2 separate regions of the Homo sapiens genome follow, and region 2 is linked to region 1. The links are chromatin loops, found by intact Hi-C in ENCODE. Cell type or tissue: dorsolateral prefrontal cortex. All regions are shown on one strand.

The links. Peaks named below come from ENCODE experiments on the same cell type or tissue, not always from the same donor. Only the 100,000 strongest peaks of a DNase experiment are listed, where the experiment ranks them.
Region 2: a loop joins it to region 1, with 3 times the contacts of the local background. A loop is called at or near these places in 1 of 110 quality-filtered maps.

What each region holds. Positions count from the first base shown.
Region 1 is chr11:57,882,641-57,887,640 of GRCh38, forward strand. No RefSeq gene overlaps it. Among named protein-coding and RNA genes, the nearest start is that of CTNND1, 120 kb to the left of the region's middle. In dorsolateral prefrontal cortex, no CTCF peak of the experiment used is centred here; no DNase peak of the experiment used is centred here; H3K27ac peaks cover 1,959 bases.
Region 2 is chr11:58,502,006-58,507,005 of GRCh38, forward strand. It overlaps OR5B21 (olfactory receptor family 5 subfamily B member 21), which reads right to left. Exons shown (of 1, transcript NM_001005218.3): 1 at 4,802-5,000. It overlaps LOC105369313 (a long non-coding RNA gene), which reads right to left. Exons shown (of 5, transcript XR_007062673.1): 3 at 3,464-3,537. Among named protein-coding and RNA genes, the nearest start is that of OR5B21, 3.6 kb to the right of the region's middle. In dorsolateral prefrontal cortex, no CTCF peak of the experiment used is centred here; no DNase peak of the experiment used is centred here.

The DNA.
Region 1 (5,000 bases):
GAATAGTTTTCTGTTTCTTACATACAAAAAATCCTTGGATAGAGCAAAGTGCAGCACAAAATAGGACATTAATAGGTAACAAACCTGGAATCATTTACAAGAGTGGCTCTCTCCTTTCACCTCAAAGCAGTATATTCTGTAAACTTCATATACTGAAATATTGTGGCTGCCTCCGAAAACACTTATTAATGTAATGCAGCTCCCATTTTTTGTTGTTGTTGAGACAGGGTCTCGCTTTGTTGTCCAGGCTGTAGTGCAGTGATGCAATCACAACTCACTACCGCCTCTAACTCCCAGCTTCAAGCGATCTTCCCACCTCAGCCTCCCCAGTAGCTGAGACTATAGGCATGCATCGCCATGCCCAGCTAACTTTAAAAATTTTTTTGTAGAGATGAGGTCTCACCACGTTGCCCAGGCTGGTCTCGAACTCTTGGTCTCAAGTGATCCTCCAGTCTTGGCCTCCCAAAGTGCTGGGATTACAGGCATGAGCCACCTTACCTGAGCAGTTCTCATTTTTATAAATTAAAGACTAACTACCAACCAGGTTTTGAATAAAAATTAAAAAATTAGAATTACTAGGCCGGGTGCAGTGGCTCACGCCTGTAATCCCAGCACTTTGGGAGGCTGAGGTGGGTGGATCACAAGGTCAGGAGATCAAGACCATCCTGGCTAACATGGTGAAATCCCGTCTCTACTAAAAGTACAAAAATTAGCTGGGCATGGTGGCGGGCGCCTGTAGTCCCAGCTACTCAGGAGGCTGAGGCAGGAGAATGGCGTGAACCCAGGAGGTGGAGCTTGCAGTGAGCCAAGATTGCCCCACTGCACTCCAGCCTGGGTGACAGAGCAAGACTCCGTCTCTAAAAAAGAAAAAAATAATTAGAATTACTGCATAGAGTTTATGTTATTCCAACTATAAACAGCAACACTTGATGTTTTTAATTAGCCTGTGTTGCTTTACTAAAGTGTCACTTTCATCAGCTTTTGGAGATATTAATATTAGATCTAAGATACCTCTCTTGTGATCTTTATGGATCTCCAGAAGTTCCAAAATTCCAGGTTGGGAGACATCAATATAGATGAAGTAGGAATAGGTACTTGGTGAGAGCTGATTACAAGGGACTCTAGGAACTCACCGAATTAACCTTGAAGATTTTTCAGAAAGAAAACTTGCAATTTTGCTGAGCTATGAATTTCAACCATCTGCACTGCCCCACTGGTGTTTGCAATGAGTCACTTTCCTAGTGAGTCCATTTAGCAGAACCCCTAGCATTTGCATATCAGTGTGCCTTTGTTGACTATGCATTTTATAGGGAAATTATATGCTATAGTGGCATTTGCAAGATTGGGGATTGGGTAAATTCTCAGAAATATCACTCAATAATATGCAAAGTCTAGCCTAGTGCAGTGTTTTCCAAAAGTCAGTCATATTTTTTGCCAATTTTCATTCTAGTTGTAATATTTACTTAATATTTAAAAAATCCAACTTATTTAAAAATAAACTAAGTCTAGACCTGCCAATTTCATTAAAGTCCATGGATGTAATGCAACAGTTGTATCTTTAATGCATACTAAAATAAATGTATAACTGATATGATTTGGCTATGTCCCCACCCAAAATCTCATCTTGAATTGTAATCCCCATAATCCCCAATAGAGAGACGAGGTGGAGGTAATTGAATCATAAGGGTGGTTTCCCCCATGCTGTTCTCATGATGGTGAGTGAGTGAGTAAGTTCTCATGAGATCTTTTTTTTTAAGACAGAGCCTTGCTCTGTTGCCCAGGCTGGAGTGCAGTGGCATGAGTTCGGCTCACTACAACCCGGGTTCAAGCAATTCTCCCATCTCAGCCTCCTGAGTAGCTGGGACTACAGGCACGCACCAGCCTGGTTAATTTTTGTGGTTTTAGTAGAGAAGGGGTTTCACCATGTTGGCCATGCTGGTCTTGAACTCCTGACCTCAAGTAATCCACCTGCCTCGGCCTCCCAAAGTACTGGGATTACAGGAATAAGCTGCTGCACCCGGCCAAGATCCGATGGTTTTATAAGTGTTTGGTAGTTTCTCCTGCATTTGTTCTCATTCCTGCTGCCTTGTGAAGAAGGTGCCTTGCTTCCCCTTTGCCTTCTGCCATGATTGTAAGTTTCCTGAGGCCTCCCCAGCCATGCTGAACTATGAGTCAATTAAAACCTCTTTCCTTTATAAATTATCCAGTCTCAGGCAGTTCTTTATAGCAGTGTGAAAACAGACTAATACAATAACTATTGAAATACATTTGTTAACTTGTGTTTCACCTAAAATCCTGTTGTCCACACTTTGGCCTTGGAAATCACTTAAACCAGGTATAAATCCTGGTTCTGATATTTATTGGTGGTATAGTGTTGGATAAGCTACATAATATCTGTGATTGCCAGGTTCCTCATCTATGTAAAGAGGAGTTGAAAATTCCTACCTCACAAGGAATGTTGTGAGAATCAAACAAGAAATAGCATGCACAGTATGTAGATCAGCATAGTGCCTGGCACCTAGTTAGCTCCCAGTGAATGATAGCTTATACTGATTATGGGTTGCAATTTAGATTCACTAAAATTGCCAAATGTAGTTTTGTCTTCCAGGAAACAAAGACAAAAAAATCAACCCATTTGATTGCATCCTAGTAGAATAGATTTTCCTTGGGTTGCTAAATGCAGGCATCTCCAAGGAGATGACAGTAATTCATTCAGGCAGCCTGCTGAGGATGGTAAAGGGCAGTGGAGATGGCCATTGGAAAGAATAGGGAAAAGGTGAATCAGAAGTAGAGTTGGAAGAAGATATCACATAACAGACTCAGAGTGGCCAAAGGGGGAAAGTGCTGTCCAGTCACAAGGGTGCTGAAATAGCACAGTGCTGCAGACAAAGTTGCAAGTAATTTTATCTCAACATGTCTGTGCTTCCTAACAATATCTCAGGTACACCTCCTCTTCTCCACCCTTCTCACAGTCTGTCACCTCAACCTTCCACCTACATCTACCCTCTCACTCAAATCTCCACGTCCCACCCCATCTTCCCTTCCAGCTGGCTGATTGCTGACCTTCCTGCAAATGATGCTTGCTGCTGCCAACACATGCTTCATTCCTAGGAAGGTTCTGCGTGTAGGAAGTAGCTGGAATGAGGCTTTCAGGGTTGATGACTTCACATTTCCTACTTCAGTCGTAAATAGCCCCTAGTGTTAATGGGGCTGGGTCACAGCCTCCAGGACTGTAATGCTGAGGATGACAGCTTTCAGAAACATGGTTATAGCTGCCTCCTACTCTGTATAAAAAATATCAGTCTTATCTCCCATGTCTGTCAGCGTAGGTTTCCCCTGTGCTCCATCCAGTCAGACCCTTGCATGTAACACACTGCTCTAATTCCTGTCTTCTTCTTGTTCCTCCCCGTCAAGATTTATCTTTCCCATATTTAAATGTCTAATTTAAACTTCCTTTGCTCCAGACCACCCTAACTGAAAGTAGTATTTCTTTCTTCTGAAATCCTACAGCATTTTCACACTGGATATGCCACTTAGCTCTTGGTAATAAACTGCCTTAAGCTCATTTTGAAAATTACTAAACATGTGGCAGTTTAGCCTCTATGGAGGGCAGGGACCAAAGTGTTTGCTGTTTACACGTTCTTTTTTTTTTTTTTTTTTTTTTTTTGAGAAAGAGTCTCACTCCTTCACCCAGGCTGGAGTGCAGTGGCATGATCTTGGATCATTGCAGCCTCCACCTCCTGGATTCAAGCAATTCTCCTGCCTCAGCCATCCAAGTAGCTGGGATTACAGGTGTGAACCACCACACCTGGCTAATTTTTGTATTTTTAGTAGAGATGGGGTTTTTCCATGTTGGCCAGTTTGGTCTCGAACTCCTGACCTCAAGAGATCTACCTGCTTTGGCCTCCCAAAGTGCTGGGATTACAGGCGTGAGCCACTGTGCCCGGCCTGTTTGCATGTTCAGTATTCTAGATAGCTCCAAACACGTAACAGGATACACAGTGGTGCTCAATAAATTTTTATTGGTTGAATAAATATGTGGCGGAAGTAATAACCAATAAATAACTGGCTGAAGGAAATGACTTCGGGAGAAATGAAAGGAACCAACAAGTGAATTGAAAGTTGACTGATGGTGTCTCAGGAAGGGTACAGGATAAGAGAATCTGATAGGTTGTTATTTTTTCCCAGATTAGGCTCCAAATGAAAGATTGGGGATTAGAGATGGGAGGGATAACCAAACATTGGTTGGTGCTGGTGCAAGAGAAGGCTACAAGAGGACTTAGACTTAGGTCTCAGGGCCAGGTGCATTGGCTTATGCCTGTAATCCCAGCACTTTGGGAGGCCAAGGTGGGCAGATCACCTGAGGTCAGGAGTTCGAGACCAGCCTTGCCAACATGGTGAAACCCCATCTCTACTACAAATACAAAATTAGCCAGGCATGGTGACACATGCCTGTAATCCTAGCTACTTGGGAGGCTGAGGCAGGAAAATCCCTTGAACCCGGGAGGCGGAAGTTGCAGTGAACAGAGATCATGCCATTGCATGCCAGCCTGGGCAACAAGAGCAAAACTCCATCTTAAAAAACAAATTAGGCTTAGGGGCAGCTAGGCCTAAAATTTGAGAGTTTGAGAGGATTCAATTCAATCTAATCTGATTAAACTTTATAGAAATGTAGGATCACAGGGCTTCAAGTGACATTGAGGACCACTCTAAAAGGCATTGACTAATGCATGATTCACCTTTTTCAACAACCTTCATAGGTGGGCATCAAGTCTCTGCTCAGACACCTTTAATACTAGAGAATTTACTAGCTACCAAGAAAATAAATTCTATGAAATTTTCTCAGTTCAAAAATTAAACAAATTTTATAACCTAATATGTACAGAGCATTGTGTTAGGTGCACCTGCCAAGAAGACACAGATAACCTATGGTTTCTGTATCTCTGTGGATCCTAAAAAATCATGGGGACTTTCTCGCAACTTTGTGTTGGGCACAGCCC
Region 2 (5,000 bases), 620 kb after region 1:
TACTAAGTACTGGCAGTAAGAACTCCCACACACTGTTCATAGAAGTAAAAATTGGCATAACTACTTTGGAAAATAGCATCACATTATTTACAAAAGTTGAAAATGAATAAACCCTACAATTCAGCAATTCTACTTCCAGGTATATTTAGCCTAGAAAAATTAATGCATTTGTGCACCAAGATACATGATCAAAATGTTCACATCAGCATAATTCATCACTACCCCAAACTGTAGATAGGCCATATAAATGAACATGAAAAAGGAGACTGGACAATTAAACTTTGTATTTTCTATTGGGTTATCTGTCTTTTTCTTACTGTTTTCCAGAAAGTTTAAAATACACACACACACATATGTGTATATATATAGACACATAAATATGCACACACATGTGTATATGCATATGTATATACAATAACTTTTTTTCCTAATTAAATATGCTACAAATATCTTATCCCTCCCCCCACACATTTTGTGAAATAATCACAGGCTAACAACTGAGAAATTCCATGTTATGAACAGGAGGGAGAATTCTCAGGCTTGGATCTAGATACCTGATAGGTGAGATCCTACAGAAATTTTTCTGTAAAAGCATGATTTCTCTATAGAGATGCAATTATTCTCAAAGGCCCAGTCTCTTCACCTTGTTTGATGACAACAAGTTTCAATTGCCTGTAAAAGTAACGGACTGAGGCATTAGTGGTTGACCCTCTTCTAATCTGAATGACCAACTTTCCTACAAGCTCCTGCCAACATGCCATGTGCAATCCCACCTCCATACCCGAGTTCAGATGGTTGCTTAGGAACTCCCCATTCAGCTCTGCTTATGTTATTACCAACAGCAACACTATAGTTCAAAAGAGGGTAGCAATTCTGAAGATGCTTTCTCACCCACTATCTCATTTAGCCTGCAAAACGCCCTAAGGAAGGTATGGCTGGTGCTATTGTCTTCACTTTGATGATAAGAAAATTGGCTCAGAGATACGTGGCTTATACCAGCTTCACCACTGGCAATTGGTAGAGTTTTGACTAGAAAGTAAGGTTGGAATCTTGGAATTCTGGGTTCCATCTACATTATTCCTTCAGAGCTTGGCTCACATCCCACATCCTCTGAGGATCTTCCCCTGCCCATAGGATTCTTTCTTGTCCCTGATGAGTTCTAATTATTATTTTCTAGACTATTCATTTGATAATGGCCACAAATGTCTTTGAACTATCATCTACCTAGACGTATGTCCTCTGTTCCACCACGTTATTTGTAAGTTGCTCCTGAAGCAGGAACAATATTGAATATCAACTGGTTTCTTCATCAACTTCACACCATGCCTTTTCTGCAGCTTGTGTCTAGTTAACATTGGCTGAGGCTGGGCTATCACTGTCGGCTGCGGCACTCAAAGAGCCAACTCTATCAAGACTGAAAACAAATATGCCCTGATCCATTCATGCTCTGTGGAATACTGGGAAAATTCCTGCTGGTAGTTACTGAACATTGAGTCATTAACCTTAAGGTGCATTACATCAGTAAACATATATGCAGGGGGCTTTACTTTGTGGAAGTAGGAATTACATCTTACAGTCTTATTTGTATTCTTCAGAGTGCCTTCCACATGGCAAGGACTCATTATGGAAGAGTGTAAGTGAGTTACACATTAAGTAAGACCTCCATTGAAATTTACTAACGTACTTGGTGACTTATTTTTTCAGAGTCTTGGTCAGGGAAGGCAAAAACTCAGTTTCACACCTCGGTTCCTCTTTTTAACAGTAGACAGGTAAGTTAACTTCTCAAAGCTTTGGTTTCCTCCACTGCAAAACTGAAGCACAAATAACTATATCATGGTGAATAAATGAAGGTAAAAGTATAAAATTTCTTTTTATACCACAAGTACTTTATAAAATATAAAAAAGGGTCAAACAAGATTTGGTTCTTTGTGAGTTTAAGCAAGTTAAACTGTAAAAATCGGGGTTTTTAATTGTGAAATGAGAGGATTGGTTTAGATTAGTTTTAAATTCTTTCAGCTTTTGGCTAAAGAGTCTATGACTCCGCAATTCCAGCTTCAATTGCCAAGGAATTTAATATTTTAATTTTCCACTCCCAATACATAAACCTCAACAAATGCTTTAATGCACAAAGGGAACATCCTATTTAGAATAATTCAATCATAATCCATTTTTGAAAGAATAATCTATCCTGATATAAATAACTGCCCTGATTTATGAATTTTCACATTCTTTTTTGAACATTTCAGGTAGGAAGTCCCTGTGCCTTTATTGCACTGCATTGAGCGGCAGGCCCTACGCACAAGGTCTCTCATTCATCAGACAATTCCTGCAGGGAGCAAGTGGGTGTTGTTATTAACCAAATGGGCATTTAGTCTCCATTTGACAGATTTCCTATGTGGAAGGGAAGAGCTCCTTGCAGTAACGTATACTCTGTGAATTGATGTCTTGCTGGCGACAGGACATCTCCTTCTGAGTAGTTTCTATAAATGAATACCCGTGTAATGTCAGCTTGAAATATGTCTGCTGTAGAGCTGGGAACTTGGAGGGCAGGAAGTTAAACAAGGAATGAAAATAAAAGCTAGGATTTGGATGGGACGAGCTTCACCTATCAGTCCTTGGACTTCCTATTTTTGCTCAGGCAGCTCAAGAGCCAAAATAAGAAGTCCAGGGAGAGCTAAGTGAAGAAAGAGCTAGTATAGAAATCTCAATGGTATGAAATACACATTCATTATGATGGGCACATTCACATACTTAATTTCATATTACCCTCACACTTTATCCTGTATATTGGGTTCAGTAAGACTAAATGACTTTCTTGAGGTCACACAATTGATAAGAACAGTTAGAATTTTCATCCAGCTTTTGATAGTACTCTTTTATACCTATTTACAGTCAGATAGAACACTTGTTTGAGGTGATTTCAACATAAAATATAAATATGTAGACATTGAGCCCTTAAATCTCAGGAGGCCCACATTTTCCTGCCTAAACTGAGGTATAGAGGCATAACAAAATATGTCCATAAGAATGATAAAATGGACTTTGGGGTCTCGATGGGGGAAGGTTGGGAGGGAGGTGAGGAATAAAAGACTATATATTGGGCACACTGCTCGGGTGATGGGCACATTAAAATCTCAGAAACCACCACTAAAGGACTTATCCATGTAACCAAAAACAACCTGTACCCCCAAAACTAATGAAATAAAAATTAAAACCATAAAAGAAATAAACATGCCCAGATACACATCTTAATATATACTGTAATGGTTATGATATATAGACTCTAGACTTTAATTTTTTTATAGAAATCTAAATGGCCTAGTGGTGAGGAAAGTTCCTGCTTGGGCTGGGCATAGAAAGAAGTTGGGAAAGAAAAAGAGGAGAAGGATAAAATGAAGTAAAGAAGGAGGAGCAGGATGAGGAGGGAAAAAAGTCAATTATATCAAGTAGGGAAAATGTGTACCTGAGATTGGAATGCACCCAGTGCTTGGATAGCTGCTTCCCAGGCTCTTCTCCAAATGCAGATACTCTTGAGCTCTGTAGATTTCAATGAGAAAGATTCCTATATGCAGTGGATCCTGGCCTGTAAAGGCTGTTCTTCCTGTGTGTTGCTGAATAGGCCTCATTGCTAAAGAAGAGGGGAGGGAGGGGGCTGAATGGGGGAGGTATAGGTTGTCTAGGCCTTGGGCTCAGAAGCTCCTGATCTTTTCAGGTGATGGCAACCATGTGCCAGAGAAAGCTATTCTCATGTTTCTCATGTTCCATAACTCCTTCTTTGCAATTTTTCCCAGAAGACTTATGATTTATCCTCCTCAGACAGAGGCTGCCCTGTACATAATGGAGCTTGATAATCTGAAAACTAAATTGACATTTTAAGCCAACTGAGTTAGCCAACCAAGATTTCTGGTTTTCATCTATAAGGTCAAAATTAATTTGTTGGGTTTTTTGGGGAGATTTTGAAATCATGATCTATTGTGGTGACTTAGATTAACTGTAGTTATAAACACCATCAAGGAGTTGATACGTGAGAAGTGAAATTAATCACCACTCCCTTCCCACACACACACATTTGCTCACACCATCTAGCACATGAAACAAGACCTGAAGGTGTACTAGCACTGTGCGTCACCGTGCTGTTCCTAAGAAGTAAATTTCCAGGCAGGCTTTTTTATTCTTGTAGCATCTAATTACAGAACACCGGAATGCAATGGAGACCCAGAGGTGAGCTGAATTATTGAAAAAGTAAAAGCAAAGACAGTCCAGAAAGCTATTATATATCTTCATAATAGATTCACCAAACTTAAGGGTGCTAAGAAATGCAAGCATTTAATTCAGAAAACAAATATATTTTTTCATAGCTCTAGGGAAAACTGCTTTTTTTCTCTAAACCTTCTGGAAGTTTTGGTAATTATGTTAGACAGAGACAAGAAACATAAAAGATAGTGTAGGCTCTCCGAAGGAAGTTGTATTTAGTCAGGTTAAAGTTGAAGTAATTCATCTATTAAAGCATTCCCATATTTCTGTATATAACAAGGTGTAATGTTTCCCCAATGATTTAGCAAAAGGGAATGGAAATTACAAAGGCACATGACTAGTGAGTAGGATAGGAATGTGGGTAGAGAAGGGAGAGTAAGGGGTTGGAAAGATTTAATCGTCAGCTACCTGACTCGATCTAGTGCCTTGTCCTTTAAATTACAACTTTCTCTCAAATATCATTTAAAATATTGAAACATCCTTTGTCTACCTCAGAAAGTCCAACTTTCAAACTCGCAGAACAAAAGAATAAAAAAGATACTGTGTGTTCAGTTGATAAAAATGAAGGTGAAATCTTTACACCAAGTTTAATAGTGAATGAAAAATTCTTACAATTAAAAACAGGATGAGGAAAATTTGGTACATTCATTTGTATGCTTCAATCTTCTGCTTTAAACCACGTCAAGAAACTAAAGCAAGAAAAGCTTAACTGTCCCATGTTGTTGTTCACTAAATATAAGATTATC